Linked DNA regions of Homo sapiens: region 2 is linked to region 1. A link is a loop called in an ENCODE intact Hi-C map of the cell type or tissue named here. Cell type or tissue: PC-3. All regions are shown on one strand. Each heading gives the region's core, and the rest is flanking DNA. Links, peaks and the distances in the headings are about the cores only.

Region 1 (15,521 bases), core at 3,835-8,834:
GCTTAGCATCAAGGAATCTTTTGCCTACTGCCTCTTGGTTATCACTGACCATTTATAAACATGAGGCCAGGTGCCGTGGCTCACGCCTGTAATCCCAGCACTTTGGGAGGCTGATGCAGGTGGATCACTTGAGGTCAGGAGTTCGAGACCAGCCTGGCCAACATGATGAAACCCCATCTCTACTAACAATACAAAAATTAGTTGGGTGCAGTGGCAGGCACCTGTAATCCTAGCTACTTGGGAGGCAGAGACAGGAGAATTGCTTGAACCCAGGAGGCGAAGGTTGCAGTGAGTGGAGATCGTGCCACTGCACTCCAGCCTGGGCGACCAAGTGAGAGTCCGTCTCAAACAAAACAAGCAAACTAACAAAAAGATGGGATGAACAACCTGATGGTTCTGGAGCCTTTGCCACATAGGTCTCACCTAAGGTCAGGCCCTATGAGTGAGACAGCCTGCTTATATATTGCCTTCTGCCTTCCAGAATATTTTTATTAGTCTTTCAAGAGAGCTAAGCATCAAATAATTTCTCAAAAAATTGTCAATGACTCATTGAAAGTTCATAGAAGCACAACAGATCCAAATTTCTCCTGTGGATAATGTATTGAAAAGTGGCAAAAGGAAAGAGAGAGAAAAGAAAAAAGAAAAAAACCTCCTTAGAGACAAGAATATGTTTTTGTCCAGGGGTCCTGTCAAATAAGAGTATGGCCTTGGCTTGTATCTTTTAGACTTCTTGCCACCACTGTGCCTTGACTGTGTGGGGGAAGAGTGTGTTGGTTCCTCGTGCAGAACTATTATTAGCATTTGCTAATTATGTAAAATGATTTCCTCTGATGACATTTTCAACAGAACCCATTACTTTAGTTTTCTTTCCTTCATAATGCTTTTATGGGCTTATAATCTTGGTGGAATTCTCAGATGCTGAGAGATGCTAAAGTTTCCTTTATTTAATCGAGGTGACTAGTGATTTGACAGTAGTGGTTGACAGGTTTATTTTATCTGCGTGGCAGTAGGAGTCTATTTTCAGTGTGTGCACTCTGTTCCAAAGTAAAAGGACTTTACTAAGTGCTGAATAAATTGTACTTTCCTTTGATTCTAGACCTTGCTGAAATGGTTTAAAAACTCCGGTCTGGGTCATCAAATTCATCTCCTTGCTACTTTGCAGGGTCAATAGCTTCACTCTGTACAGAGCCGGGCTGGGTGGATTGGAATGGAGGGTAGTGTAGATTAAAACTTCCGCATATATATAGATAGATGTGCATGTGTGCACTCGCTGTCTGCGAGGGTGGCAGTGATGGAAGAGCAAGCCAAGTGGAATTGAAGATGGATGAATCTGTTAGACTATTACCAAGACTGGCATGGAGTTTAGCCAGGAACTTTAAGCAACCTCCTTTAAACATTTGAAATCCATAGGGGTCCATTTCCTCTCCTTTTCCTCCAAGGATGATTTTTCATTTGCAGTCTCTGAGATTGCTTTATTTCTATTCTTTGGGCAGAATTGTGGTATACTTGTAGACAGAGAAGGGCTACGAATCTGGTTTTTCTCTCCCAGAGCAAAGCAAGGAGGAAAAAATGGATTTCAGTTTTCCCCTGCCCCTCAAATAGTAGCAAACCCTACTTCTGTAAAATGAGAGGTCAGAATGACAACTCTTCCCCCAACAGACAGTCCCAATAAAAAATGATAGTAAAAACATGCTCCCTTTATCTTAACAAAATGGAAGCCTAGAATGTACAGGGTGGAAGGTTCTAAATGTGCTTATGTTTTAGAGTCCTGGGCTGTTTCTTGCCCCTTTTTATAAAGAAAAAAGTATGATATGGTCAGTAAGACAAAGATTGCTATGAGCACAGTCATTCAAGAATCTCCCCAACATGTCTTCATTTAGTACCTATTGTGTACTGAGTGTATTGTTAGGATTTGTGGAGAATTCAGAAATAGAGAATATTATCTCTATCTTCTAGGAATTTATGGTTTGATTGAGGAGATCCCAAAAATGAAGTAATACCAACCAAACAATATATTATATATTACATAAATAAGAGCTCTATTAGTTGGTAAAAGCTGCAAATGCTCTCAACGTTTAGAAAAGATAGCGTGCAATGTAGGTGAGACTACTCAGGCATGACTCTTTGGAGGATGTTGGCACTGAGCTTTGAAGAACATGTTAAGTGGAGAGCAAAAGAAGGGCATTCCAGAAAGATAAATGGGTAAAGATAAAGCACAAGGACAAGAACAGGTAGAACTGATGAGAGAAAGGGACCCTGTTTTGAAAAGGTCAGAAATAAGGTTCCTTATGTAGGATAGGTCCACATTATGGCAGGCCTTGGACAGACAGAAGGGTTTATATTTTATTTAAAACCATGCTGTAGGATTATTAATCTGCAAGCAGTATCCAGGGGTAATTGGAAAGGAGAGAGCCTGGATTCAAGGAGGCCATGGTGGGATGGGATTGGAAGGAAATTGTTTCAGTCTTAGAAGCCTTAGATTTCCAGATAACCAGGTTCTGTGCCCATAGACTGTGATGCCTCCAAAGAGCAGGTTTCTAGCAAAGGTAATTTAGAAAACAACTTGGTAACAGATGGGGAAGACAGCTGGGGCCTGGATAGATACTGCCAGGAGAGCAGGAGTGGGGGCCATGCACAGGGAACCTTATGGCCACTATGGAGTTGTTGTATGAGGTTGCTGATGGTTTGGTCACGAGGGCTCAGGCATCAGAGAAACTGGACAGTCAGTGTTTTTCCTCCGCATGTTATTCAGAATATTTCTGATGTTGGCTTTTGAAACTAAAACACAGGGCCCAGGATAATGTTACAATAATCCAGCATTCGATGATCAAGGCCTGGAGTGGCTGGCTGGCTGACTGGGAGTACAAAAAATAAAGGAAGGAATATGAGAAACATTCTGTTGCAAACACAATAGACCGAATACTGATTATATTTCAGGGTAGAGAGAAACAGAGGACCAGAAAGCTATAAGGAAGCCAGCATGGTGTGTGGGAGGCTGTGGTCTCTGCCTGTTGCCCCTCTGTCGGTTCATCCTCATCACAGGATTCTCTCCCACCATTCATGCATGAACTCTAATCTGGCCTGTTAAATGGAAGACCGGTGGAGTTAATGTAGTGGAGCTGTGGCAGCAGGAACAAACGTACAAAAAGCAGGCAGAGCAGCCACAAACATTTGTTCTCATTCTAGCCTTTGGCTTAAAGATGAGCTTCATTCTCTTAAGAACTAATAAATGTCCAGGGTGTTTTATTTCTGAATCTTGGGCTCCTGGAAGGAGAGTGATTTGAAGCCAATGCTTTTGGTCTAAATTGTTCAGCCGTGAGCTCGGCCCAGTATTAACTTCCTAGTCCCAGTTCTTCTGACTCTTTTTATTTCCCTGTCTCTTGTAGAAAACTTTACCCCTGCCCCAGGTTTTTCCTCATGTAGTGATTTTACAACCTTTTTTGGAACAAATAAACAAACATCTGGAATCATGTGGCACATTTAATTAAAAAGTTTGCATTTGGCCAGAAATGGTAAAATCATGAAAAATGGCCTGTCGGTGAGCTCAAGAAGGCCAAATGATGACGTTGTTGGCTGCAAACGGACTGAAATTGAGGGAAGTGAACACCTGCTCAGCTCGGCCTGCCGTCCTCCAGCTTCCTCCTCCAGCCATTAATATTTACAGCAGTTTCTTTATCCATTCTAATGAAATTTTTTGGTTGGGGCTGGTCTGGGGAGAGGGCTGTTACTTTTCCAATAACCTTGGATTTGTTGTGATGTGTGTACTTTATAAAGGGTGTGGTATTGGGCTTTTTGGGCTTTTCATTTCCCTTGCTCAGAATTCCATATGCTTCAGGTCACTGCAGGGGCCTGTTGCTGTTTCTTCAATCAGTCACTCAACCATGGTTTTCATGAGAGCCGTAACATGTGGAACCCTGCACCAGGGCATGTAGGAGATGAAAAAGAAGCTGTGGGCTCTGCCTTCAGGAATCCTACAGTCTAATTGGAGACAAGGTCCTATGCAGAGAAAGCAGAGGCCAAGCTAGATGGAAGAGTGCAGAGAAGGGAGGGATCTGTGATGATAGAAAGATTGGGAGGTGGCCTTGGATGAAGGTGAGAACTGAGTTGAAAGAACTTTCCCTGCGTGAGTTCCAAGTGTGAAAGGATTTAGGAAGAGATCAAGTTGTGGATTCTTGTCTAGTTTCTGGTCATAATCTAGGTGAAAGTAGGGGGTGGATCATTTAAAGCAAGAATTAGATATGATTATTCTACATTTCCAGTTAGCTTCTCCTTTGCAAGACATAGCTAGGGTGAAGTAAAATTTAAGTTTTGTTTGCAAATTAGGATAAAACATTAAGATGATCTGGCTTTGCAGAGTGTAGTGCTCTCATATGTCTCCCACATGAGGATTTATACCGAGGATGAGATTATTCTTAGGACAAAGTGAGAAGTTTTTCTTGTTGCACAGAATACAAGGGAAGTAGCCAGGTGCTGCAAATATAGTAAGCACTGTTTAGGTTAGATCCAAAGGAAGTATGAACCCATAGGTATCTGAGACATGTCTCACAATAAATTTAGAAAGTTTATTTTGCAAAGACTTAAGGATGCGCCTGTGACACAGCCTCAGGAGGTCCTAATGACATGTGCCCAAGGTGGTCTGGGTATGGCATGGTTTTATACATTTTAGGAAGACATGAGACATCAATCAAATACATGTAAGATATACATTGGTTTGGTCCAGAAAGGCAGATAACTTTAAGTGGGGGGAGCTTCCAGGTTATAGGTAGATTTAAAATTTTTCTGATTGGCAATTGGTTGAAAGAGTTGTCAATAGAAAGGAACAGCTGGGTGATATAAGAGGTTGTAGAAACCAAGGCATTATCATGCAGATGAAGCCTACAGGTAGCAGGCTTCAGAGAGAATAGATTGTAAATATTTCTTATCAGACTTAAGGTCTATGTTGATGTTAAATGCTGGTTGGCTTTTCCTGAATTCCAACAGGGAGGAGGGCATAATGAGGCATGTCCAACCCACCCCCGACTTTCCATCATAGCCTGAATCAGTTTTTCAGGTTAACTTTGGAGTGCCCTGGCCAACAGGAGGGAGTCTATTAAGATAGTTGAGGGAGGCTTAGAATTTTATTTTTGGTTTACAGAAGGATGAGTATTGTTTTGAACTAGGGTGTGGATTGGCAAGGGAGATAGAGAAATCACCATTCCCCAAGGCCTTTTACTGAAGGACATGCTCATCTCTCTTTGAGGTAGCCTGAAGGAAGTGAAATGAAACTTAAACAATTTTCAAATCCTGACTGGATGTAATCCTGGGTTCTCTATGTCAGTGCTGGTTCAGCTTTTTCATAAAATGAAATCAGGGTTTCACCTTGACCCTCCTGGACTTGTGCAAGCACAGGGAGATACAGGATCATGCTGGACGGAGCATAACTTCAGTTGCCAGAGGAGTTCTTAGTCCTCAGCTCTTTATTATTCTTGTGCATCTGTTTCCTTAAATACTCTCTGCAGAAGCATTAGCATGAAAATAAAAGAGTACAGCAACTTGGAATTTTCCATTTGTAGCTTCCTTAGTCTGTGGGGTCAAAGTTCTGTCCTCAGGGATGCTAATGCAAACTCTGTGTGCTGTTCCAGGGCAAATGTTTCTCAACTAAATGACAAGAGGGGGTGGGGAGCCAGGGAAATAATGCAGTGCTAATTCCCAAACACAGACTGCCCAGAGGTCCCAATTTAAATTGCTGCTTCCCCAACTCTATTCCCACCCTCCCCCAAAGGAAAAAAAAATATCCTGTGTTGTTAGGACAGACATCTGTGTGAGAGCAATAAAACAGTCTTCTCCCTTGTGGATTAGCTCTTTATTCCTTTATTTATCTTGCTATACCTCATCAGTTTATCCTAAATCAAGGAGAGTCAAAGAGGATAAGATGCAGTCCCTTTTTTGTTTTTGATTAAGGAAACCCATACAACCATCCTCCTACACAAATTTCTTTTCTCAAGAGATAGCTTTCCTTGTTATGTCTAATTTCTCCCCACCCCCCTTTTTTTAATCTGCCTCCTTGGAAACTCTCTGGAACTTTTATTTCATATAATGTTCAAATCAGAAAATGAAACTCCTCCAGAGACAGGTTAGATAGGGCAGTGAATGTTGGCATGTCTGCATGATTCTAAAGTACAAGGGGAACTAGGATAGCAGACTTAACATATTCCATAGCCTCCATTTCTTCTTCCAAATCCCTGGAAGTTTATTAATTCATTCAAGAGATATCTATAGAGCATGTTCTATGTGTCAAGCCCTGTTCAAAACATTAGAGATAGAGCTGTGCATAAAGTGGGCAAACATTTCTGCCTTCAAAGAGCTTATGTTCTAGTCAGAGAGAGGATCTATAACTAAGATAAAAATAAAACCACCACATGGTATATCGGTACTAAGATGAAAACGACAGCAGATCAAGGGCATGAGAGAGTATGTGTTGGCAATTTAAGATCTGACAGCCAGAGAAGTCACCACTGAGAAGATGATGGTGGAGTAAAGACCTGGGGAGGTGAGGCATGGAACCCTGAGAATGTCTGAGAGAAAAGTGGTCCAGGCTGAGGAAGGAGCAAGTGCAAGGCCCTGAGGTGGGAGCGTGCTCCTGGCATACATGAAGCACAACCAAGAGGTCAGTGTGGCTGGAGTTAGTAATCTAGGGGGAGAGTGGTAGATGAAGCCAGAACAATACCAGGGGCTAGAACTTGTAGCCCATTGTTAAATGTTAAACCCAGGAGCATTAAAATTTTAAAGAATTTATTTGAGCAGATGGTGATTCATGAATCAGGCAGCACTAGATTGCACGTGGTTCAGGGCTCCACCAAGAGGGTGTGAGGGAATATTTTTTATAAGGTGTTTGTGGAAGCCAAGACAAAGAAATTATTTGATTGGTTAAAGTGGAAAGTCCCAGTTAGAAGTTAGTTAGTGGTTTCTTGTTGGTTAAGCTTAAGTTTCATTTTACTGCTTACATTGACTTGGGTTTTGGTTTGCTTATGTAGGAATCCAAAGTGCTGGAACCATCTCAGCCTAATGGCTTCCTGATAGATTATTTTAACACTGTTTACTGTGACTAAGACAGGAAGCTATTTCAAGGCAGAAGAAATAATAGAAATGCTGTTACCCTTCTCCTTATAGAAAAAAAAAAAAACAATTCCCAAATGAATAACTAACTGGAAAAGAAAGAAAGGGTACTGCTTTTGATCAGAAACTATAGATTTCCTGCAAGATCACAGCCCAAAACAAATGCAACAGAGTTTCAAAATGCAGAACCAAGACCCAGCAGGGTGGCATATACCTACAAGCTCAGATATACCTGACGTAGGAGGACTGCTTGAATCCAGGAGTTTGAGACTGTAGTGTTGAGTGATTGAGCCTGTGAATAGCCATTGTATTCCAGCCGGGGCAGCATAGTGAGACACAGTCTCATAAATAAATAAATAAATAAATAAATAAATAAATAATAAATAAATGGATGTAGAACTAGCTTCAGGAGTTCTCTAAGCACAGAGAAAGCTACTGGGGGCCTCATAGCAGGCAATAATTTGGGCTTCCTCAGTGGGTACAGCCACATGGGTCACATTGTCTGTATACTTCTCTCCATCCTTAGTTTAGGCATCAAGTAACAGAGCTATCTCTAAGCCAGGGCAGTAAGTATGAGTGATTGGATCAGAAAAATAAGATGGCAAGAGTTGGTACAAATGTATTAAGTCATAATAAATGAGAATGAACTAGACTAAAAGACAGAGCACTACCAGATTTGGTTAAAAAAAAATGTAAAATAAAATACTTTTTCAAGAGGTGCATGTAATAAAATGACATAGAAAACTTGAAAATACTGGAATTAAAGGACAGAAATACTGGATACCTGCTAACACAAAATCCAGGAAGAGCAATGTTAATATTAGACAAAATAAGACTCAAGATGATTACTGAAATGACAAAGAGGGTTATTTTGTATAACTATGAAGATATAATGGGAATCTAAAACAATCATGAATCTTAATGTACCCAATGACATGGCTTTGAAATTCATAAAGCAGAAACTTCTAGAAATACCAGAAAAAACTAACAAAGTCACCATCATGAAGACTTTAGCACATCTCCTATGAAAATGACAGCTAAATGAATGGACTTTTTACAATACCTTCCTTTTGTTACATGGAAAATAAGGTGATATTCTTTAAAAACCTGTATGAAACAGTCACAAATTGGCTCATATCCACAAACTGGCTCATAAAGAAAAGTGTAACATGCTTCTTTCAAATTAACTGACCATAACTAAGTCAAATTAGAAATTATATTAAAAAAGGAAGACTTCCTTCCCCCTCCTTCCAAAAAAAAAAAAAAAAGTAAAAGAGGTAAGAAAAAGAACTATAGACTACAGAATTAGAAATAAATGAAGTTTTGGGTTTATGAGGAAATAGTATACAGTATACTTTAAGAGTAAATGGAAGTGATAACACTGTAGTATATTAAAAACTGTGGGATATACCAAAAGTCTAATTAAAGGATTTTTCCTCCTTAGAAACATAAACTGTAAAACAAGGAATAGAAGATAAAAATATATGAACTATGTTTTCATATATCCTAATTAAAAAACCAAGCAAACCTAATGACACATGGAAGGACTTAATAAAATAAAAACAATGTACAATATACTTTATCAACAATACCAACAGATATTTAAGAAAAAGGTGAGCCTAGCAGATCAAAGTAAGAAAAAATAGAGATTGACATTTAACATTAGGAATAATGAGACAAAAAAAACCCCACAAAGCTATTGAGCTTCATATTGATAAATCTGAAAATCTAAGTAAAACAAGTAATTTTAAGGCAATTATAGTTACCAGTGCTGTCTCAAGAAGAAATATAAGTCTAAACAGAGAAAAAAATAAGATGATAAAAGAAACTTTAAAAATAACCATATAGCCCTCAAAGAGAAGTAGCATCTCATCTTTTATAATTTATTCCAGAAAATAAAAAATATGGAAAATTACTCTTTTTCTCTTACTAGGAATCCATAACTGACCCTAAGCAATGTGAGAAAACATGAAAATGAAACTCTAGGTCAGTCTCTTTTTCAAATATGAATAAAGGAATCCTCCATGAGAAATTAACAATAAGACTTAGTAATGCATTTAAAAAATAGTACTTCCTGACCAAGTAGGGTTTATCTCAATATTGAAAGGTTAGTTTACTTTTAGAATTTATCAGTAAATGTGTCATATTGGCATATTAAAAAAGAAAATGGGATTATATATAAGGATGATGTTACTAGTTATAAAAAGAGAGGGAGGCCAGGCATGGTGGCTCACGCCTGTAACCCCAACACTTTCGGAGGCCAAGCAGGGTGGATTGTTTGAGCTCAGGAGTTTGAGATCGGCCTGGCCAATATGGCAAAACCTTGTCTCTACTAAAAATACAAAAAATAGCTGGGCATGGTGATGCATGCCTGTAGTCCCAGCTACTTGGGAGGCTGAGGCATGAGGCTCTCTGGAGCCCAGGAGGCGGAGGTTGCAGTGAGCCAAGATCGTGTCACTGCACTCCAGACTAGGTGACAGAGTGAGAACCTGTATCAAAAAAAAAAAAAAAAAAAAAAGAGAGAGAGAGGGAGAAACCTATGAAATTTAACAACCATTTCTGCTAAAATCTCTCAGTAAACACAGAATAGATAGGAACTTCCCTAACTTGATAAAGTGTATCTACCAGAAACCTATAGCAACCTGCATATGAAAGAGGGATTTAAAAAATTTCCATCAAAGTCTCAGAACAAGCAGAGAAGGACTATTCTACATTCCCTTGGATGTGCTAGCCAAAGCAATGAGATATACAACAACAACACAGAGCGCAATAAAGATTGGGGTAAATTCAGCATTATTTGCAGTCAATATTATGACTTAGACCAGGAGTAGGCAAACTTTTTCTGTTAAGGAGCAGATAATAAGTATTTTAGGGATTGTAGGCCAGAAGACATCTGTGACAATTACTCAGTTTTGCCCTAATAACATAACAGAACTAAGATCCATTATATCTGTAGTAAAATATATAAATATGCTTAATTCATGTATTTTAAAGATTTTCAGAGTGAATTATAAGGCAAAACCTAATGCTCTGTGTTGTGGAAGAGAAACAGAAACAAACTGACTCAGGAAAGTTAAAATAAAAGGATGGACAAATGTGAATAAAAAGAAAGCAGGTGTTGTAGTCGTTATAGTGTTTTACAAGGTAGAATTCAAGCAGAACAGTAAATGAGGCAAAGAAAGATGCCTGGTACTGAAGGTTGAAATTCATATTAGAAATAACTATTACGAATAGCTATATAGCAAAATAAAGTGCCAATATTCATGATGGAAAAATCATAGGCTATGAAAGGAGAAATTGAAAAATATACTAGTCTTAGGGGATTCTCCTTCACCTGTCTCATTTACTGACAGATTAAGTGGGGAAAAAATAAGGATATGAAAGACAAAAATAGCAAAATTATTAAGGTAGATTTGATTAAAACATATCAAACTCTGTACCCTAACAATATAGGATATGCTTCTTTTCAAGTCAACATAAACACTCATTGTTATTCCAGTTAGTACGGCTGTGTAACAAATTACCCTCAAATTTAATTCTATGAAAGAATGACTTATTATATTCAGATTCTGTGGGTCAGGTATTTCAAGAAAGGATAGTAGGAATGGCTTATCTCTGTAATGCCTGGGGCCTCAATAAAAGACTTGAAGCCTGGGAGCTAGAATTATCAGAAGATTCATATGTTCATGTTTGGTTGTTGATGCTGGCTGTTGGCTAAGGGCCCCCCTTTCCCTGCATGTGGGCCTCTCCATGTGGTTTCCTTTTGTTGGCTCATTTGGGCTTTTCATAGCCTAGTAGCAGAGTTCTAAGGGTGAGAGTCCCAAGAGACAGGAAGACCCAGGCAGAAATAATAGAATCTTTTATGACCTCAGAAGTCATACAGCATTACTTTGGCCATATTCTGTTCATTACGGTAGTTACAAAAGTCCTGCTGCTCATGTTCAAGGGAAGGGCAAATAGACTCTGCCTGTTCATGGGGAGTGGCAAAATTCTGGAAGAGCATGTGGGACCAGAAGTATTGCTCTGACTGATTTTGGCAAATACAGTATTCCCCGGTAATATACTGACTGGATCACAAACAAAATTTCAATAAATTTCAGTAGATAGAGGTAGTACAATAACACTGAGATCATAATATAATAAAACCAGAAATAACAAAATTAGATTGCAAAAAAGCCCTCTACCCAGAAATTTTCTAGTACTCTTACATTTCAAGTCAGAGATAACATATATGGTTAAGAATTCCTGGGGGATTAAAAACAAACAAAAAAAAGATAACATATAAGCCTAAACTGTAGAATAGCTAGAGAAGTATATTAATGAAACCATTACCTATGAGAATGTATAGATAGATTTAAGATAATTATTAGAGGAAAATAGATAGCTTGAAGTACATATATTAACTTGAAAAAATAAGCAAAAATTGTAAAAGATATATTAAGCATCTGACTCAAAAACAATATCAGCCTCATAAATCAAAGGAAAGTGGAAGGGAGGAAGTTTTAAAGTTAAAAATAAATATTAATAAGATAGAATACAAAAAGTATAATAGACCAAAAGTTAATTTTTTTGAAAAACTAAATTATTAACTATCCCAATCAAGGAAAAATAAAGAAAATGCAAATATACAAAATAAAAAAATAAAAAGCCATAGAAACAAGAGAAAACTAAAATAATCCTAAGAAGAAACTGTGTTTAATTCTGTGCAAATATCTGAAAATCTACATCAAGTGGATAATTTTGTAGGAAAATATAATTTCCCAAAGCTGACCCCAGAAGAGATAGAAGATTGAAACAGTTTGATTTCCACAGGCAAAATAAAGTTCATAAAGACCTATCACTTCTCCCACAAAAACACCAAGTCCAGGTGGTTTTACAAGGAAATTTTACCAAACATTAGAAGAGTAGATACTTATAGTATTCTGCTAAATGTTTAACAACCGGGTCTGGGGGCTGGAGCAGGGAGTAAAAAAAACCCTGATCTGTACTGTTTGCTGATTTCTAAGCATAAATATTTCTGTCATAATTTATTTCAAGCTACCTGTGTGACATCACTTAAAGTGAAGATGAGAAGAGATGTGCAGATAGGCTGTTGTGAGTCAGTACAAGCTGGCTTTTGCATAACATGGAGCTGATCCCAATGCTATTTAAACTGTTGCAGGGTATGGAAGTACTACTTTACTCTTACAGAAGTATATTTACAGAGTGAAGAAGTACTTCCAAATTTCTTTTGTGAAGTACATAAGGCCTTTACAGAAACACTGATAAGGGCTTTATAGAAACACTGATAAGGATTACAGAGAAAATAACTGCATACTCACTCCAATGTTAACTATAGGTGCAAAAATGCTAATTGAAAGAATTACAAACAGAATCTAGCAGCATAAAAGCAGAGTAAAACATCATGTCCAAGTAACATTTATTCCAAGTATTCAATGAAATTTCAATATTAGGATACTCATTTATTTACTTTTTTTAGTAGATCTGATGATGAAACCCATAATTATATGGATGCCAAAAAGGCTTTGGCCAAAAATTTTATAGCCATTCTTGATAAAAAGCATTCAAAAATAGATGTGTACTTCCTTAATATGAAAAAACACATCCATCTCAGTCCAAAAGCCAACATCAAACTTAGAGGCGTTCCTGTGAAAGTAAGGACAAAACAAGATATCTGTTACTACCTATTATTTAATGTTTTACTAGAAATACTAACCAAAGCAATTAGATATGAGAAGAGATTACAGGCATCAAAGTGGAAAGCCTATTATAAAAGTTTCATGTTTACAGGTGATTTTTTTTTTTTTTTTTTTTGTGAGATGGAATCTTGCTCTGTTGCCTGGGCTGGAGTGCAGTGGTATGATCTTGGCTCACCTCAACCTCAGCCTCCCAGGTTCAAGAAATTCCCCTGCCTCAGTCTCCTGAGTAGCTGGGATTACAGACCCGTGCCACCACGCCTGGCTAATTTTTTTTGGTATTTTTAGTAGAGATGAGGTTTCACCATGTTGGCCAAGCTGGTCTTGAACTCCTGACCTCAGGCAATCCACCCTCCTCAGCCTCCCAAAGTGCTGGGATTATAGATGTGAGCCACTGCACCTGGCCAGGTGATTTTTGCACTTGGAATTTAAGGGAAACAACTAAAAATCTAAAAAAATAATTCAGTGAGAAAGTAAAATATACAGTGAATATGCAAAATCTTTAGACTTTTTATATTGAAATGAAAGCCTGTTAGTATTTTGAATGAAAAACTTCATTTACAAAAGCAACATAAAAGATAATAAATTGGGAATATTATAATCAAACATTAACAAAAATATACAATATCTCCAAGAAAAAAAACCCACAAAAACCTTCTAGAAGGGTGTGCACAAGAATTCTTGACATTAAGAACAGACATTCGTATTATTTTTAAGGAAAACTCAAGATCATAAATATGTCATTTACCTCTTTGTAAATTTATAAATTCATTATGAAATCATGTAACAAAGCTTTTTTTCTTCCGTTTTAAACTAGAAAAACTGAATCTAAAGGTCATGTGGAAAATATGCAAAGATAATAGCTGGGATTATTTTTAAAAAGAATTATAATGAGGGAAAATCAGCCCTATTGGATATCAAATATATTATGGAATGTTAATAATTAAAACAATGTGGTACTGGCACAGGACTCCCCAGAATAATGGAATAGAATAGGTAGTCTAGAACTAGACTCAGTTACATGTAGAAATTTGTATATGGTAAAGTAGTATCTTAAATAGGTAGGGAAAAGATGGGCCATTCAGTATAAGTTTGGGGGACATATAATAGGTATTTGGAAAAAAATTTAGATACATACCTTACACCTTACAGCAGGATACGTTGCAAATGGATTAAAATTTTAAGTGAAAAAAAAAAAGAAATCATACAAGTACTGAAAAAAAAGCATAAGATAACTCATAATTCAGAAACCCAGATATAAAAAGCAAAAATGGACAAATTTGACTTTATTAGAAATACTCTTGATTTTATTTAAAAAAAACCTTTTACACAGGAACACAAAACCTTTTTTTTTTTTTTTTTTTTTTTTGAGACGGAGTCTCGCTCTGTCGCCCAGGCTGGAGTGCAGTGGCGCGATCTCGGCTCGCTGCAAGCTCCGCCTCCCGGGTTCACGCCATTCTCCTGCCTCAGCCTCCCGAGTAGCTGGGACTACAGGCGCCCGCTACCACGCCCGGCTAATTTTTTGTATTTTTTTTTTTAGTAGAGACGGGGTTTCACCTTGTTAGCCAGGATGGTCTCGATCTCCTGACCTCGTGATCCGCCCGCCTCGGCCTCCCAAAGTGCTGGGATTACAGGCGTGAGCCACCGCGCCCGGCCCACAAAACCTTTTAAGCAAAGTCAAAAATGAATATTGAACTTAAAAAATTATTTGGCAATTGTATTACAGACCATGATAAATTTAGATATATATTTATTTTATATATATTTATAAATTTATATATATAAATAAAAGGGAATAAAACAAGGTGTAGAATAGTATGTATATTATACTGCTACTTATGCATAAAAGGTGGGACAATAAGAATCTATATTTATGAAAAAACTCTGAAAGATGCATGATAATAGTGACAATTTATGGATGGGAAACCTAGGCATGGAAAAAGAGTATGGTGGGGAAAAGACTTAACCTTACACGTGCATTTACTTTAAAGCTTTGGACCATGTTCAAGAATAAACAAATTGAATTTTCAAAGAGCAAAATAAAATTCATACTGCCAATAACCTAACAATTACACATGGCTAAAGGGAAATACACAGAATGATATTCATTGAAGCATTTTTCTAGTAGTAAAATACATACAAAAATTATATGTCTGTCAGGAAAGAAATGATTAAAATATGGTAAATTTGTAATATTGAAGGCTATGCAGCACTTAAAAAAGGTTAAGGTAAGCAAAATACTAATATAACAGAAAGATCTCCAAGACATATTTTTGAGCAAAAACATGTTTGAGTGCAAAAGATTTGTATGGTGTTGGCAGAACTTATTTATTTAAGAGTACAGTGCTATACACCTTTTTGTGTTTAAAAGCACAAAAGTATACACACATGCAGACACACACAGAAATCTATAAATAATTGGAAATAGTTTTGAAAGTGTAGACACAAAACTCCTAACAATAGTTACTTCTACGAGAGGACTTTGTTTGGAGTGGAAGAGAGTGGAAGAGGGTGAAAAAGGACTTCAGATTTTTCAGTATTGGAGTTTTTATTAAAATATGCTAATATTTTACTCATGCAATAATAATAATAAAAAGTCTCAAAGAAGGTGATAACTTTGGGTGATTTATAACTGTTTTGGAGACTTTGCAAATTTGTTTCCCCAAGGCCAAGTGATAAATTGTTTCTGTGAAAACATCCCTTTTCTTCTTCAGATTTAAATATTCCAGT
Region 2 (15,521 bases), core at 4,437-9,436, 86 kb after region 1:
GCATACTGTACTTCCAACCATCCAAATCGTGGCAGAACCTGAGGACAAAGCATTCAACTAATATGGCAGAACTCTACAAGGCAGGACTGGGATGGAAGTTTCGGAAAGGAAAGATTTGTGACTCTCTGAAGGTGGTTCACATGACCCTTGCTGTGGAGGGAAATGGAGTGCCACCTGGAATCATGCTTCCCCTGTCCTGCTGAGGTTCGTGTGGATATGTGTCAAATATTTTTCAGAGATTTTAAAGAAATTAAAATTAACACTTGATTCAACCCTCAGATCTATCACTTATAATGCGGCCTCGGACAGGCCATCTAACTTCTTTAAGCTTTTTTGTCCTAATCTTTAGAATAATATATTACCTACTATGCTGCCTTTTTTCCCAGGTTAGTTATGAAATTCAAAGAAGATGATGTTTGTAAAAGCAATTTGTAAACAATAAATTAACCAGTGGTTATGTGCTCAACACTGTGGAGCCTTTCACTCCAAATAAAAACAAATCAAAACAAAAACCACCTCCATGGATATATAGGCAATTTTGACATGTAACTTCTAAGGGTCTGCTTAACAGGCTCATGTGTCAGAATTTGACAATCCATGAAATAGAGATCAAGTAGTCGTAATAATATCACTGCCTTCATGGCAGAGGCTGCATATCTGTTTCTCCTATTCCACTTCATCTCCCCAGTGCTCACACATACACCCTGTTGGTTTGTAGTTAGTGAATGATTAAGGAAATGTGCGTGTGCCTGTGTGTGCTTGTATGTTGTATAGGTGTGTCTGCACTGCCCATTCTTGCATTTCTATCTTTTAACTGTTATGGATGTATAAGCACTATCTATGATGGACGAGGCATAGTGCATCTCCTAGGCCGGAAATGTTTCACTCACTAATGAGCTGGACAATTCTACTCTGTGAATTTAACTTTCCTGACTCCCTTATGCAGGTTAATTTTGGTAACATATCATATTTTACTCTGGCTTGGTGGGATTAGGTGGGAAATTACAGATTGCATCAACAATTTGGTCTGCCTGGATACAATTTGGTCTGTTTCAGTCACAGCCTGGGTCACACCTGTTGATATATATTTTTAAACTGATTCCTCTCTAGATCATTCTTTCTGATCAGCACAAGGCAATATGCTGAAATTTCTCTTTTATATCTGTTTTATTAGCATGTCTTTCAAGTGCTCCTTAATCTTCCAAAGAAAATGGAAAGAGTTCTTATATTGTGCTACAGCCTTTGTATTCACTTGGCAATTGCCAACTTATTTTAAAATAAACTTTTAAAGTGAACTATGACGTATCTATACAATATGCACAAATCATAGTATACAACTTTATGAATTATCATGAGCTGTCACCACCCAGACAAAAAAAAAAATACTGGCAATGGCCCCTGCCCCCCACAAACTCTCTCATATCGCACCCTAGGCACTACTTCTTCCTCCATAAAGGTAGCCAACATTCAGACATCATATTCTATGGATTAGTTTTGATTACTTTTAAATTTTCTATAAATGGAAGAGTGAAGTATGTATATTTGGGGATTTTTGTTGTTGTTGTTCAATGTTAAACAGTATTCCAAAATATTGGAGTTCAATGTATTAGTCTTTTTCCTTATGGTTAGTATTTTTGAAGTCCTGTCTAAGCAACATTTGTCTACTCAAAGGTCATGACGGTATTATCCTGTGTTATCCTTTAGAAGTGTTGTATTTTACATTCACATTTAGAACTACAGTACACCTAACATTTTTATATGGTGTGTAGTAAGGGGGTCAGTAATTATTTTTTCATAAGGATATCTGAAAAGACCTGACATTCCTCACTGCTTTTTTCATAAATCAATTGTCTTCATATATGTGAAGTTGTCTTGGACTCTCTATTCTGTCCCATTAGTATTCTTGTCTCTTCTGGGTCAATGCCCTTATCTGTCAATGACTACAGTTTTATAATAATGTCTAATATCTAGTCATGTATCAAAACCATATTGGCTATCCTTGGCTCTTTGAATCTCCATACAAGTTTTAGAATCATATGTGTCCTAATAATAACAACAACAATGAAAAAAGATGATATTTTGATTGGGATTATTTTGAATTTATAGGCCAATTTGTGAAGGATTGATATGTTTGCAATGTGACATCTTCTAATTCATGACCATGGGAATGTTCTTCCACTTATTTAGGTCTTCTTTAGTTAACTCAATAATAATTTTTAGTTTTTCTTGTGTGTGTGTGTGTGTGTGTGTATGCATGCATGTGTGTGGCAGTCTTGTACATATTTCATTATATTTATATGTATATGATTTTTCAAAATAGTATGGTAATATGATTTACTTATTTTTTGATGCTAGTATATAAAGATTGAAATAATTCTCATATGTTTATTTTGAAGCCAGAAACCTTGCTAAATTCACTTATTTATTCTAAGAGTTTCTAGAGTTTTTGGTTTTCTGTACACAAATCTCCCTGTAATAATTTTTTTCTTTATACCTATTCCTTTTATTTCATTTCTTATCTTATAGAATTGGCCATGACCTCTAGTACAATATTGAACATAAATGGTCTTGAAAGATACCCTTGTCTCATTTTCAATCTCAGCTTTTAATTTTATTATGTCTAATGAGTGCTATAGAACTGTTATCATTATCCTTTATCAATTAGAAAAGGCATCTTTTCTTTTGTTATGAGTTTTCAACATCAATGGGTATTGAATTTTGTCAAATATTAAATATTTTGTGCCTCTGTAGAGGTGATCATTTGCTTTTCTCCTTTATTATATTAATGTGATGAATTACATTGATCATTTTTTAAAATAGACTTTATTTTAGGAAGAAGTTTCAGGTTCAAAGCAAATTTGGACAGAAAATAGAGTAACTTCCCAGATACTCCCTGCCTTGACACTTGGACAGCCTTTCACACGATCAGCATCTCACACCAAAGTGGTACATTTGTTACAATTGATTAATCTACATTAACACATTATTATCACCCAAAGTCCATGGTTGACATCAGGGTTCACTCTTAGTGGTGTATATTCTATGGGTTTTCATAGATATGAAATTACATGTTTCCACTATTAGAGCATCATACAGAATAGTTTCACTGCCCTGAAAATCTTTTTTGCTTCACCTATTCTATCCCTCCCTCCTAACTATTCCCTGGTAACCACTGATCTTTTTATTGTCTCCATAGTTTTTCCTTTTCCATAATGTAATATAAATGGAATCATACAGCATGTATCCTTTTCAAATTAGCTTTTTTTCAGTTGGTAATATGCATTTAAGTTTCCTCCATGTCATGTTATCACTTGATAGCATGTTTCCTTTTAGTGCTGAATAACATTCATTGTCTGGATGTACCACAATATATTTATCCATTCACCTACTTCAATTTTGACAATTGTTTATAAATCTGCCGTAAACATCTGTGTGCAGGTTTTTGTGTGGATGTAAGTTTTCAATTCATTGGGTGAATACCAGGGAGTGTGGTTGCTGGATGGTATGGAAAGAGTATCTCTTGTAAGAAACTGCCAGATTATTTTCCATAATGGCTGTACCATTTTGCATTCCCACCAGCAGTTATTGAGCATTCCTTACTTATTTTCCACCTGTATATCTTCTTTGATAAAGTGTCTGTTCAGGTCTTTTATCCATTTTTAAAATTGGGTTGTTCATTTGGTTATTATTGAGTTTTAAGTGTTTTGTATATTTTCGATAACAGTCTTTTATCTATTGTTTGGAAATATTTTCTCCCAGTCTTTTAAACATTAAAGCAACTTGCAGTCCTGAAACTTACCCAACTTTATTGTGTTATGTGAATACACATTGCCACATATATGAACACAAAATTGAACTGTTAATATTTTGTTTATGGATTTTGAATCTGTGTTTATGACAAAGATTGTCCTAGAATTTTTCTTTCTGGTAATGCTCTTATTAAATGTCAGTATAAAATTTTACTACCCTCATAAAAGAAGTTGAGGAATTTTCTTGTTTTTTCTATTCTTTGGAAGAGTTCATTTAATATTGGTGTTATTTCTTTCTTATGTATTTGGAAAAATTCATGGCTAAACTGTCTAGGCCTGGAGTTTTCTTTGTGGTAAGGCATTTAATTACAGATTTAATTTCTTTAAGATATATGACTATTCTATTCTTTATTATACCTGTTTTGTTGTATTTTTAAAAGATTTTTAAAAATTGATTTAAATGTCAAATTTATTTGCATAAAATTGTTCCTAGTATCCTTTTATCTATTTTTCAGGTACTATATTGATACTCCCCATTTCTTTTCTGATATTGTAATTTGGTACCTTTTCTATTTTACTCTTGAGCAGTCTCATTCCTACCCCCATCCCAGAAATTATAATTTTATAAGTCTTAAAAAAGTTTTGGCTTTGTTGGCTGTTTTAATGTACATTTATTAATTTCATTTATTTTCTGTTTTTACTGTTTCCTTCATTCCAGTTTGTTGGTTTTATTTTCTGTTCCTTAATTTCTTAGGATGAATAATTAGATCACTGATGTTAGGCTTTCTTCTTTTCTAATATATGCATTTATTGATATATATGTCTCTAAGCGTGGCTTTAGCTGTATCCTACATTTTTTTATGACATACTTTCATAGTCATTCAATTCAAGATCTTTTCTAATTTCTATGCTGATTTTTTTGACTGTTGAGATATTTAGAAGTATGTAGCTTAATTTCCCAGCACTTAAGTGTTTCTTAGTTATCTTTTGTTAATAATTTACAGGTAATTTCATTCCGGTCAGAGAATATACTTGGCACAATTTCTGCCTTTTCAAATTTCCTGATACTTGCTTTATAGCCTGGAATATGTTTAATTTGGGTGAATGTTCTCTGTTGTGCAATGTCTTTAGTCCTCACGTGCAGTATTCTTCATTTGCGTGTGTGTATATACATGTGCGTATGATCAAGTTTGAAGATTGTTAATTATATTTTTCAAATCTTTTATTTAATTCCTTTTTGTTATCTGCTTCTTTTACTTACTGAGAGAAGTATGCTAAAACCTCCCACTATGATTGTGAAATTCTCCTTTTTGTCCCCTATAGTTCTGTTGATTTTTGTTTCATGTGTTTTTGAACTTATACATTTAGAATTTCTACATCTTCCTGAACAACCACCTCTTTTGTCATTATGAAATATTTTCCCTTTATTTTTAGTTATGGTCCTTGTCTTAAAGTTTAGTTTATTTGGTATTTGTAAACATACACTTTCTCTTATGGCTAGTATTTGCTTTGTGTAGTTTCTTTTCACTTCTCTACTCTCAAATTCTCTGAAGGCTTTTATTTAAAATATGTTTCTTGTAAGCAGTATATTACTTTGAAATCCATTATGAAAACCTTCCTTTTAATGGTGATATATAGACTATTTAACAATTAATATAGTGACATCTTAACTAACATTTAATATAGCTTCCTTGTGACACAGCCGCCCTTTTTCTAATAGTCTCAATTATGTCTCATTTGTTAAATATACCAATTAAATTATTAGTTTAAGCTATCGTATGTTTCGGCCTTGAATTTTTATTTGACTCTGTTGTATAGTTGTCATTTCTTTTCTAAATTCCTTCATTTGCTGTTTTGCATCTTTAGAATATATGTGATTGATATGTTCCAGTCCGTGGCTAATAACTCCAATATCCATTTCTTTTGTAGCTTGTTATCTCTTATTGATTGATGGTTTGGATCTTTGGGCATTTGGTTTTGTCTCTTCGTATGCCACATGATATTTCATACTTGACACTGAGTACAAAAATTATAGGAAAAAACTTGAGGCTCTGAATAATGTTATATTCCTTCAGAGAAGACATATTTTGTTTCTGGGAGGAAGGTCTGGTGGGGGAAGATTGCCTTAGTCCAGTTAGGGATTTATTCCATGGGAAACTGGGCTGCAGACTTGGTGAGGACAGATCTATTTCCAGTTGCCCTTCCACCTGTGATGTAGTTTTTCAGGGTCCTCGCTGAAAGTCTGGGATGTCTACCTGGACCCCTTCTCCTTGGCATATCTTCAGTCTAATTTTGTCCACCAAGACTTATAAGACTGTGAAGTTTGGTTCAGCTACTCAGCCTCTTCATTGCAGGTTGAGAATTGAAAATTGCTTCATGAGAGACAGTAGCACTGAATGTGGGACTCAGGTCTCCACACGCTCACTCTCCCCAAGATCTTATCCTCTCAGGTCGTCACTGCCTTAGTAACTCACTGAGGCCCTGACGTAAGATTTTCTACACATATTTAGCTCAGCATTTTTAGTTTTTCTCAGTGGGAGCATTGGTCTTCAGCCAGCTAGTCTATCTACTTCACTCTCACTCTCATCAAATTATTTTATTCACACTTTACAGATCTTGAATTTGAGGCTAAATCATCCACATTACAAAGACAGAAACCCAGCCCCGCCATGCTCTCCTCAGTCTGTCTAATCATAAGACATAAAAAGCTAAGCCTCTTTCTACTCAGGCCCCTATTTCATGTCTCATTCTAGGGTCAGTTGTCAAAGAAATCTTGATAAGAAAGTATTAATTCTTAAGGGGAAGCTCTTCCTCATGGATAACTGCATTTTATTAATAGAGCTGTTTTGAAGGCCTACAGCCTTTGATGGAAATAACTATTTTGGAAGAATAGAAGTGAAAGGTTTGCTGTTGTTTGCTTGGGTCTCAGTAATACCCCTGGGGCATCTACCCCTACACATACAGCCAACTTTGCCTTTGAATCTCCCCTCTCCATCTGAAGTCTTTGTTCTTTCCAATGGATTTATAGCAATTTACTTCCTCATGAAAAAAGAACTTGCATTCCTGAATCTCTGCAATGAACTGAAGAAGCTAACTGTACAACTCAATCCTGCCCACAAGTGGGCAAACCAACAAAACCCTTTGAGAAAGTTATATCCTATTTTATCTAATAATGGTCAAGATGCAAAAGACGTGAATGTCCTCTTTTATAGCAAGGACAAAAAACTCCACGAAGATGAGTGTATTTAAAAAACAAAATTGAGGCCAGGCGTAGTGGCACATGCCTGTAATCCCAGCACTTTGGGAGGCTGACGCAGGCAGATCGCTTGAGTCCAGGAGTTTGAAGCCAGACTGAGTAACATGGCAAAACCCTGCCTCTACAAAAAATGTAAAAATTAGCCGAGTGTGATGGTGCACACCTCAGTCCCAGCTACTTGTGAGGCTGAGGTGGGAGGATCGCTTCAGCCCAGGAGATCGAGGCTGCAGTGAGCCATGATTGTGCCTCTACACTCCAGCCTAGGCAACAGAGTGAGACTCTGTCTCAAAAATAGTAATAAAATAAAATAAAATAAAGCTGCTTATTAGTTGTTTGACCTAGACATAAATTCATTTAACTTACCATAGCCTTGATTTCTTCTCTGACAAAATGGGCATAGCAATCATACCCTTTCATAAGGTTGTTGGCTGGGTTGTATGAAGTCATTCATGTGATTATTGATTAATTGAGTGATTTTTCAGATTTCACAAGAGTTTGAAATAAAATAATTAAAAATTAATAAATTTTGTTATAAAGGGAATGGCACTGTTTCAAACTTAGCTGCTGCTATTGCTGCTGTTTGGTAATAAATTCTAGTCCCCTTTTGACTTCGATCAAAATCTGATGCCCTAACTCAGCTAGAATGAGTTTTCCCATTGCCCATGTGTCTATTTTTGTTAAACGGTGGACCCTAATCAACCGAGGAGGTGTTTGTTATAGAAAACCAATGACTAGGAATCACCTTCTCAGATACAGAATATGAGGCCCCAAGGGGTGAGGGGAGGTGTCCATGGTTACTAGACCTGGGGGTCTCCTGACTTCTAGGCTGCGAGGGAAAATATCACAGAGTATGCTCTGATTCCTAGAGGGCCAGAGGGGCTCCTTTGTGATCCCAAGTTCTGGTTCACCTTCTATATGGAGTTGTGTTCTGGTCTTAAGGGACTTACCCTTCCATTCCATCACTTTCTGCCATCAAAACTTTCCTTTCTGTTTTCTAAGACAATATCAATGGCTGTGGATATTGAACAATTGTCTGATAAAAGTGATTTTTGACATTAAGGATCTAAGTGCTCATATTTGAGAGTCTGATCTAGTGACCCTCATGAATAACAATCACACCTTACTTAGTACTGGGATTTTCCCTTTACAGTTGATGTTTACTTACATGATTGACCTGCGTAACAGTTTAAAACAGGTAGGACCACGAGGTCAGGAGATTGAGACCATCCTGACAAATATGGTGAAACCCTGTCTCTACTAAAAATACAAAAAAAACAAAAAAATTAGTCAGGCGTGGTGGCAGGCACCTGTAGTCCCAGCTACTTGGGAGGCTGAGGCAGGAGAATTGCGTGAACCTGGGAGGCTGAGCTTGCAGTGAGCCAAGATCGTGCCACTGCACTCCAGCCTGGGCCACAGAGCAAGACTCCATCTCAAAAAACAAAAACAAAAACAAAAACAGGTAGGACCACAACAGTAACAATAACTGCCATTCATCAAGTGTATTTTGTTTGCAAAAATATCTTCACTTTCATTTCTTATTTAATTCATATGCTAATCCTTCAAAGTGGGTGATATCATTACCCATTTAATAAAATGGCAATTGCAGCTCAGAAGGCAAAGAATGTGCTCAGGATCATAAAGCCAGTAAGTGATGTAGAGAGATTTTCAACCCAGTTTGTTGATTAGGCAAAACAGTAGTCTTTTCACGGCACCTTACTGTCTTTCCCAAGTTATTTCTCCAACCTGTACAGAGAGATTGTGCCTTGACTAAAAAGCGCCAGCAAGTTTATGATGGGTGGTTGAGTCAGGAGTAGAGTTTTAATCTTCTAAACCTTAACCCATCTCTCTTTCTATTGACCATACACTTTTCTCCCCATTAGCATCTCAGCTTTTAGAAATGGACATTTTGTGAACCTCCCCATTGCATTGCATCTCAGTTGTTGTATTTGAGATGCTGGAACGTGGAGATGCAATGCAGTGAACTCAACAATCCAAAATAGCCAATCCAAAATTTTGGTGTCTAAAGAGTTACCATTTCCACTATAACAGATCGCCATCAAATTTACTTAATGTCAATATCACATTATGTACACTTTAATTTCCAACTCAGAAAAAAAGGTCTAGATCTGTTTGTGGCTTTATTACCAATGTCACCATTATTTTTGAGCCATTAGTATAAGGAGTTCAGATGTTTGAGTTCCTAGAGTATTAAATAAGAGAGAATTTAGACAACCTTAATTTTTTTTCTTTTTTTTTCTTTTTTAACCATTGTCATGAGACAGACTCAAGTTCAAATCCCAACTCAGTCATTTATTGATTGTGTGGACTTGGCCAAGTTGCTTAACCTCTGCGTCTCAATTTCTTAACTTTTAAAATGGAGATAAAATCTACCTTGAAGGATTATAAGGAAGAAAGGTTATTTGTAGGCAGTACTTGGCATGCAAAAGCTATAACTTACTAATAATAATTATTATTTTATTTATTTATTTATTTTTCATATATATTTTTTATTATACTTTAAGTTCTAGGGTACATGTGCACAATGTTCAAGTTTGTTACATATGTATACATGTGTCATGTTGGTGTGCTGCACCCATTAACTTGTCATTTACATTAGGTGTATCTCCTAATGCTATCCCTTCCCCCTCCCTCCACCCCACAACGGGCGCTGGTGTGTGATGTTCCCCTTCCTGTGTCCAAGTGTTCTCATTGTTCAGTTCCCACCTATGAGTGAGAACATGCAGTGTTTGGTTTTTTGTCCTTGTGATATTTTGCTGAGAATGATGGTTTCCAGCTTCATCCATGTCCCTACAAAGGACATGAACTCATCATTTTTATGGCTGCATAGTATTCCATGGTGTATATGTGCCACGTTTTCTTAATCCAGTCTATCATTGTTGGACATTTGGGTTGGTTCCAAGTCTTTGCTATTGTGAGTAGTGCCGCAAATAAACATACGTGTGCATGTGTCTTTATAGCAGCATGATTTATATTCCTTTGGGTATATAGCCAGTAATGGGATGGCTGGGTCAAATGGTATTTCTAGTTCTAGATCCCTGCAGAATCACCACACTGACTTCCACAATGGTTGAACTAGTTTTCAGTCCCATCAACAGTTTAAAGTGTTCCTATTTCTCCACATCCTCTCCAGCACCTGTTGTTTCCTGACTTTTTAATGATCGCTATTCTAACTGGTGTGAGATGATATCTCATTGTGGTTTTGATTTGCATTTCTCTGATGGCCAGTGATGATGAGCATTTTTTCATGTGTCTGTTGGCTGCATAAATGTCTTCTTTTGAGAAGTGTCTGTTCATATCCTTCACCCACTTTTTGATGGAGTTGTTTGTTTTTTTCTTGTAAATTTGTTGGAGTTCATTGTAGATTCTGGATATTAGCCCTTTGTCAGATGAGTAGATTGCAAAAATTTTCTCCCATTCTGTAGGTTGCCTGTTCACTCTGATGGTAGTTTGTTTTGCTGTGCAGAAGCTCTTGAGTTTAATTAGATCCCATTTGTCAATTTTGGCTTTTGTTGCCATTGCTTTTGGTGTTTTAGACATGAAGTCCTTGGCCATACCTATGTCCTGAATGGTATTACCTGGGTTTTCTTCTAGGGTTTTTATGGTTTTAGGTCTAACATTTAAGTCTTTAATCCATCTTGAATTAATTTTTGCATAAGGTGTAAGGAAGGGATCTAGTTTCAGCTTTCTACATATGGCTAGCCAGTTTTCCCAGGACCATTTGTTAAATAGGGAATCCTTTCCCCATTTCTTGTTTTTTGTCAGGTTTGTCAAAGATCAGAGAGTTGTAGATGTGTGGTATTATTTCTGAGGGCTGTGTTCTGTTCCATTGGTCTGTGTCTCTGTTTTGGTACCAGTACCATGCTGTTTTGGTTACTGTAGCCTTGTAGTATAGTTTGAAGTCAGGTAGCCTGATGCCTCCTGCTTTGTTCTTTTGGCTTAGGATTGACTTGGCGATGCGGACTCTTTTTTGGTTCCATATGAACTTTAAAGTAGTTTTTTCCAATTCTGTGAAGAAAGTCATTGGTAGCTTGATGGGGATGGCATTGAATTTATAAATTACCTTGGGCAGTATGGCCATTTTCACAATTTTATTCTTCCTATCCATGAGCATGGAATATTCTTCCATTTGTTTGTATCCTCTTTTATTTCATTGAGCAGTGGTTTGTAGTTCTCCTTGAAGAGGTCCTTCACATCCCTTGTAAGTTGGATTCCTAGGTATTTTATTCTCTTTGAAGCAATTGTGAATGGGAGTTCACTCATGATTTGGCTCTCTGTTTGTCTGTTATTGGTGTATAAGAATGCTTGTGATTTTTGCACATTGATTTTGTATCTTGAGACTTTGCTGAAGTTGCTTATCAGCTTAATGAGATTTTGGGCTGAGACGATGGGGTTTTCTAGATATACAATGATGTCATCTGCAAACAGGGACAATTAGACTTCCTCTTTTCCTAATTGAATGCCCTTTATTTCCTTCTCCTGCCTGATTGCCCTGGCCAGAACCTCCAACACTATGTTGAATAGGAGTGGTGAGAGAGGGCATCCCTGTCTTGTGCCCGTTTTCAAAGGGAATGCTTCCAGTTTTTGCCCATTCAGTATGATATTGGCTGTGGGTTTGTCATAAATAGCTCTTATTATTTTGAGATAAGTCCCATCAATACCTAATTTATTGAGAGTTTTTAGTATGAAGGACTGTTGAATTTTGTCAAAGGCCTTTTCTGCATCTATTGAGATAATCATGTGGTGTTTGTCTTTGGTTCTGTTTATATGCTGGATTATGTCTATTGATTTGCATATGTTGAACCAGCCTTGCATCCCAGGGATGAAGCCCAGTTGATCATGGTGGATACGCTTTTTGATGTGCTCCTGGATTCGGTTTGCCAGTATTTTATTGAGGATTTTTGCATCAATGTTCATCAGGGATATTGGTCTAAAATTCTCTTTTTTTTTGTTGTGTCTCTGCCAGGCTTTGGACAACCTTAATTTCTTATTATGCTCACTACTTCTTGTGGCTGAGCCAAAACACTCATGCTACAAGACTAAATCAGTTTCTGGAGTTTAGAAGTCTTTAGTGCTTTCTTCTACTTTATTGAATTAGTTCTTCATTGAGAGAGAGAGAGCATATCTAGGAGGAGCCAGCCTGTCTTGGATTGTAGTGATATTTTGAATGGTTCCTTTACTTGTTTTTGAAAGCTCATAAACCCCTGTTAAGTAGACTAGGTGTCCAGACCTTCATCCTTGATGCTGGCTCAGGCCCATCTGTGGAGATTGACATGGCTTTAACTTCATGATGAAGTTAATTTCATCTTTTAACTTCATGATGAAGTTAATTTCATCATTTAACTTCATGAGCTATAGACCCATCATAGATCCATCGATCCAGTTTTCCTTCCAGGCCCCACATTAACTGTGCCAAGACCAGAAAACACAGAGACTTGGCCTAGACTTTTTTCTTGGATACTCCTTTCTTGTGAGATTGCCACTGGAGCTCAGCATCTTGGCCTCTCCCTATGAGATACAGTGGGGGTGAATGAGGAGGGTAAACCGGCTGAGGATGCAAAAAAGAGAATGACTCACTAGCTGTGCATCTTAGCAAGGCATGGAACTTCTAGCACGTGGCTGCTGGCAAAAGCTCAAATAACTGTATATCTGAACAAAGAAACCATATTCAGGACTGCTAAATCCCAGCAACTTAAGGCTCTGCCAGGCAAAGCAAGAGAAAGAAAGGGGAAGGATTTGAGAAGGGGTTAATTGAGGGTGAGGTAAAGAAGTTTTACTCTGTTATCATGTTGACCAATTTGTATCCATTTGCCTTTCTCCTTTGAGTCATTGTCATTTCAGTTGCTGAGAAGTGGACTGAAACCTTGCTGTTAGATGAGGAAATAACCCTGCCAATTATACACACACACACACACAAACACACACACACACACATTCCCCACACTGGCATGCCACTGCCTTTTTCAAGATAGGAGGAATCCCTTAACTAGTTATTTCATCATGCATGAAAAACCCCAAAGTAAAAATGTTGGAGAATTAACAAAAAAAAAAAAGTTACAGCCGCCAAGCCAATGTTGCATTATTTTCTCAAAAACTCATGATGTCATGGACTTAGCTCACCTTTAGTGCAGCCATGCGAATAATGTGTACTGAGCTTTCTATCATGTACCATTATAATTAGCTCTGTCAGGTCTTAGCCCTGCAACCCTCATGCAGATAATATGATAATATGTCTTCATAACCAAGTGACCTTACATGCACAATATTTCTCCCCTTATGAAGATTGCATGTCAATAAAGTAATTGAGTCTCAGAGGCTGCAGCGAGGGAAGATTTAGGTGATTGGACGTGGAGAGCAGTGATGTATGATGATTATTATTCCTCTTGTCAGGGAGGCGCGTACAAGCGAGGATGGCCAGAAGATGACAGGGATGACGGGTTGCGTTTCATTAAAAAAAAAATTGCTGTTAATCACCACTCTATTCTTTTCAAAGTCACTGAGGAAAGAAACTCTTTTTTCATTGTAGCTACAATGAACATCCCCAAATGGGAGCACATCGTAAGATTTTTAGCCTCAGTCCCCTTTCACAGTGTCTTTCTTCTGTTGCAAAGAGGCTAAATTAAGATTTTAATTAATAGATCAGCCATGGGGGCCTGGGCAGGGGCCACCCAGCTTCCCTGCTGTAGGGCTCCTTGGGTTTCCAAATGCAGAAAAGGCGCCTGCCGAGATGGAATTGCACTTCCTCTCCTCTCTGCGTTGAGAGAAGTGTGCTGGTGAGCTCTATAAAAAGAAAGCAAATGTGAGAGAACCAGATCCGAGACAACTATTTTTACTTGAATTAATTTGTTTGGACAGTTTTAACACTTGGAACATTTATATTTCCATACTTTATAAAAGCAAACATGCTGTTTCTCTAGCTGTAAATTTATCTTATGATATCATAACAGCTGGAAACTTGTAGCCTGGTAGGATTTTGTTTCATATTTAAACAGCTTGAGAAATATGTCGGAAACAAGGTATATTTTCCCCCATCTCTGTGTGTTTTCTCCTCTCGTATTAGGCTACCTTAGGAGTGTCGGCAGTATCATTCAGAAGATACTGAGGCTCCAGGATTTTTATTAGCCTGGCATTGTTAATTGCTGCTCCCTTGCAAACCTCTTCCTATAAATGCTGAGAACACACTGGAGCCCCTTCCAGAGGAGTTCAAGAATCTTTTCAAGGGGAAAGAAAGCTAACAGTAAAAGCATCTTTTGTTGGCAGAGGGGCTTCTGAAGTCTTTAAATCTTTGTTCATAAGTAATTGACTAAGATCTAACAGCCTTGAAGGAAAGGAGCTGATGGTATCACTTTTTAGTCATAGTATTAACCTTGTGATTTATGGTACAAAATTAGCCACTGCATCCTCTCATTACGGGTGCTGAGTGATTTCTCCAGGCAGGCAGGAGGGAATTGAGAGCTGGATTTTTGTCTCCTGGAGCTCTACTGTTTCCTCCTAGGGAACCACAGTGAGTGTTTTTAGGGATAGGAATATTGTTTTCCTTCCATTTTCTCTGCTCTGTAAAAGAAAATATCAAATGTAAGTAAATAAATAACCTAAGGGAGCTAGAATGTTCAGAGGAAATGTTAACCCAAGGGTGGTCCAAGGGTGGCAGTATAGAATATAGAGTTTCAGATAGGGTCAGTGAGTGATTTCAACCTCCTAATTGTCCCACAACCCCCTCCTCTGCCTCCACAAATTCAAGGCCAAAGCTTTCTGAGTATTTTTTCCATTGAATAGTATCTGGAGTAGAGATTATATCCATTTCTCCATCTGGATAGTTTTTTCCTAATGAATTAAAAACCACCTAATAGACTTCAGGGACACTAGGAAGACTCTGATGATTTCAAGAATTCATAATCCTTATTCTATGCTGACATTGAAATTTTACAAGTGGAGCTTTATCTCTACAGTTCAAGGCTTTGGTTTCTGGTGAAAAATATGTCTCTCCCTGGGAGGAAGAAGCAGATTAACCTATTATCAGTTATTTACATCTGGGTGGAAAAAAAAGATCTAAATATTTTCTGAATGCTTTAAGTAGAGAACAAGCAAGATAATAACTAGGTGCTTGGGGAGTGAATTTACGTGTTTGAGGCGGGCTGATGCAGAGAGGAGCATGGATGCGAACGGGCCCATAACTAGGAGCTTTTTGCTGTTGAAAAGCAACTTTGCTGACTGCACAGTTTGTGTGAGCCCTCCTACAGCTCAGTTCTCTCCTCACATCAGCCTGCTTCCCTGGGTGACGACAGTGTTAAAAGCACAGACTTCAGAGTTAGACTGCATAAGTTCAAATCACTTCTCTACTACTTGCAAATTCTGGGGCTTGAGAAAGTCACTAGTCTCCTGTATGTAGCTCAGTTTTCTCATTTTTAAAAGTGACAATAATGGTGCCTTGCTCTAGGGCAGTTATAAATGTAACATCCTCATAATAACCAATAATAAGAGTATAATCAGTGCTGCCT

The links. Peaks named below come from ENCODE experiments on the same cell type or tissue, not always from the same donor. Only the 100,000 strongest peaks of a DNase experiment are listed, where the experiment ranks them.
Region 2: it touches region 1 in a loop (4-fold over the local background); 10 of 110 quality-filtered maps call a loop at or near these places.

Annotation. Positions count from the first base shown.
Region 1 is chr10:76,330,925-76,346,445 of GRCh38, forward strand. The region is part of intron 6 of LRMDA (leucine rich melanocyte differentiation associated); the gene reads left to right. Among named protein-coding and RNA genes, the nearest start is that of KCNMA1-AS1, 550 kb to the right of the region's middle. RefSeq lists a silencer at 5,307-5,601. In PC-3, for the core only: a CTCF peak has its summit at 6,832; a DNase peak (open chromatin) is centred at 6,937; H3K27ac peaks cover 1,096 bases.
Region 2 is chr10:76,416,102-76,431,622 of GRCh38, forward strand. All of the region lies in intron 6 of LRMDA (leucine rich melanocyte differentiation associated), which reads left to right. Among named protein-coding and RNA genes, the nearest start is that of KCNMA1-AS1, 460 kb to the right of the region's middle. In PC-3, for the core only: a CTCF peak has its summit at 6,853; no DNase peak of the experiment used is centred there.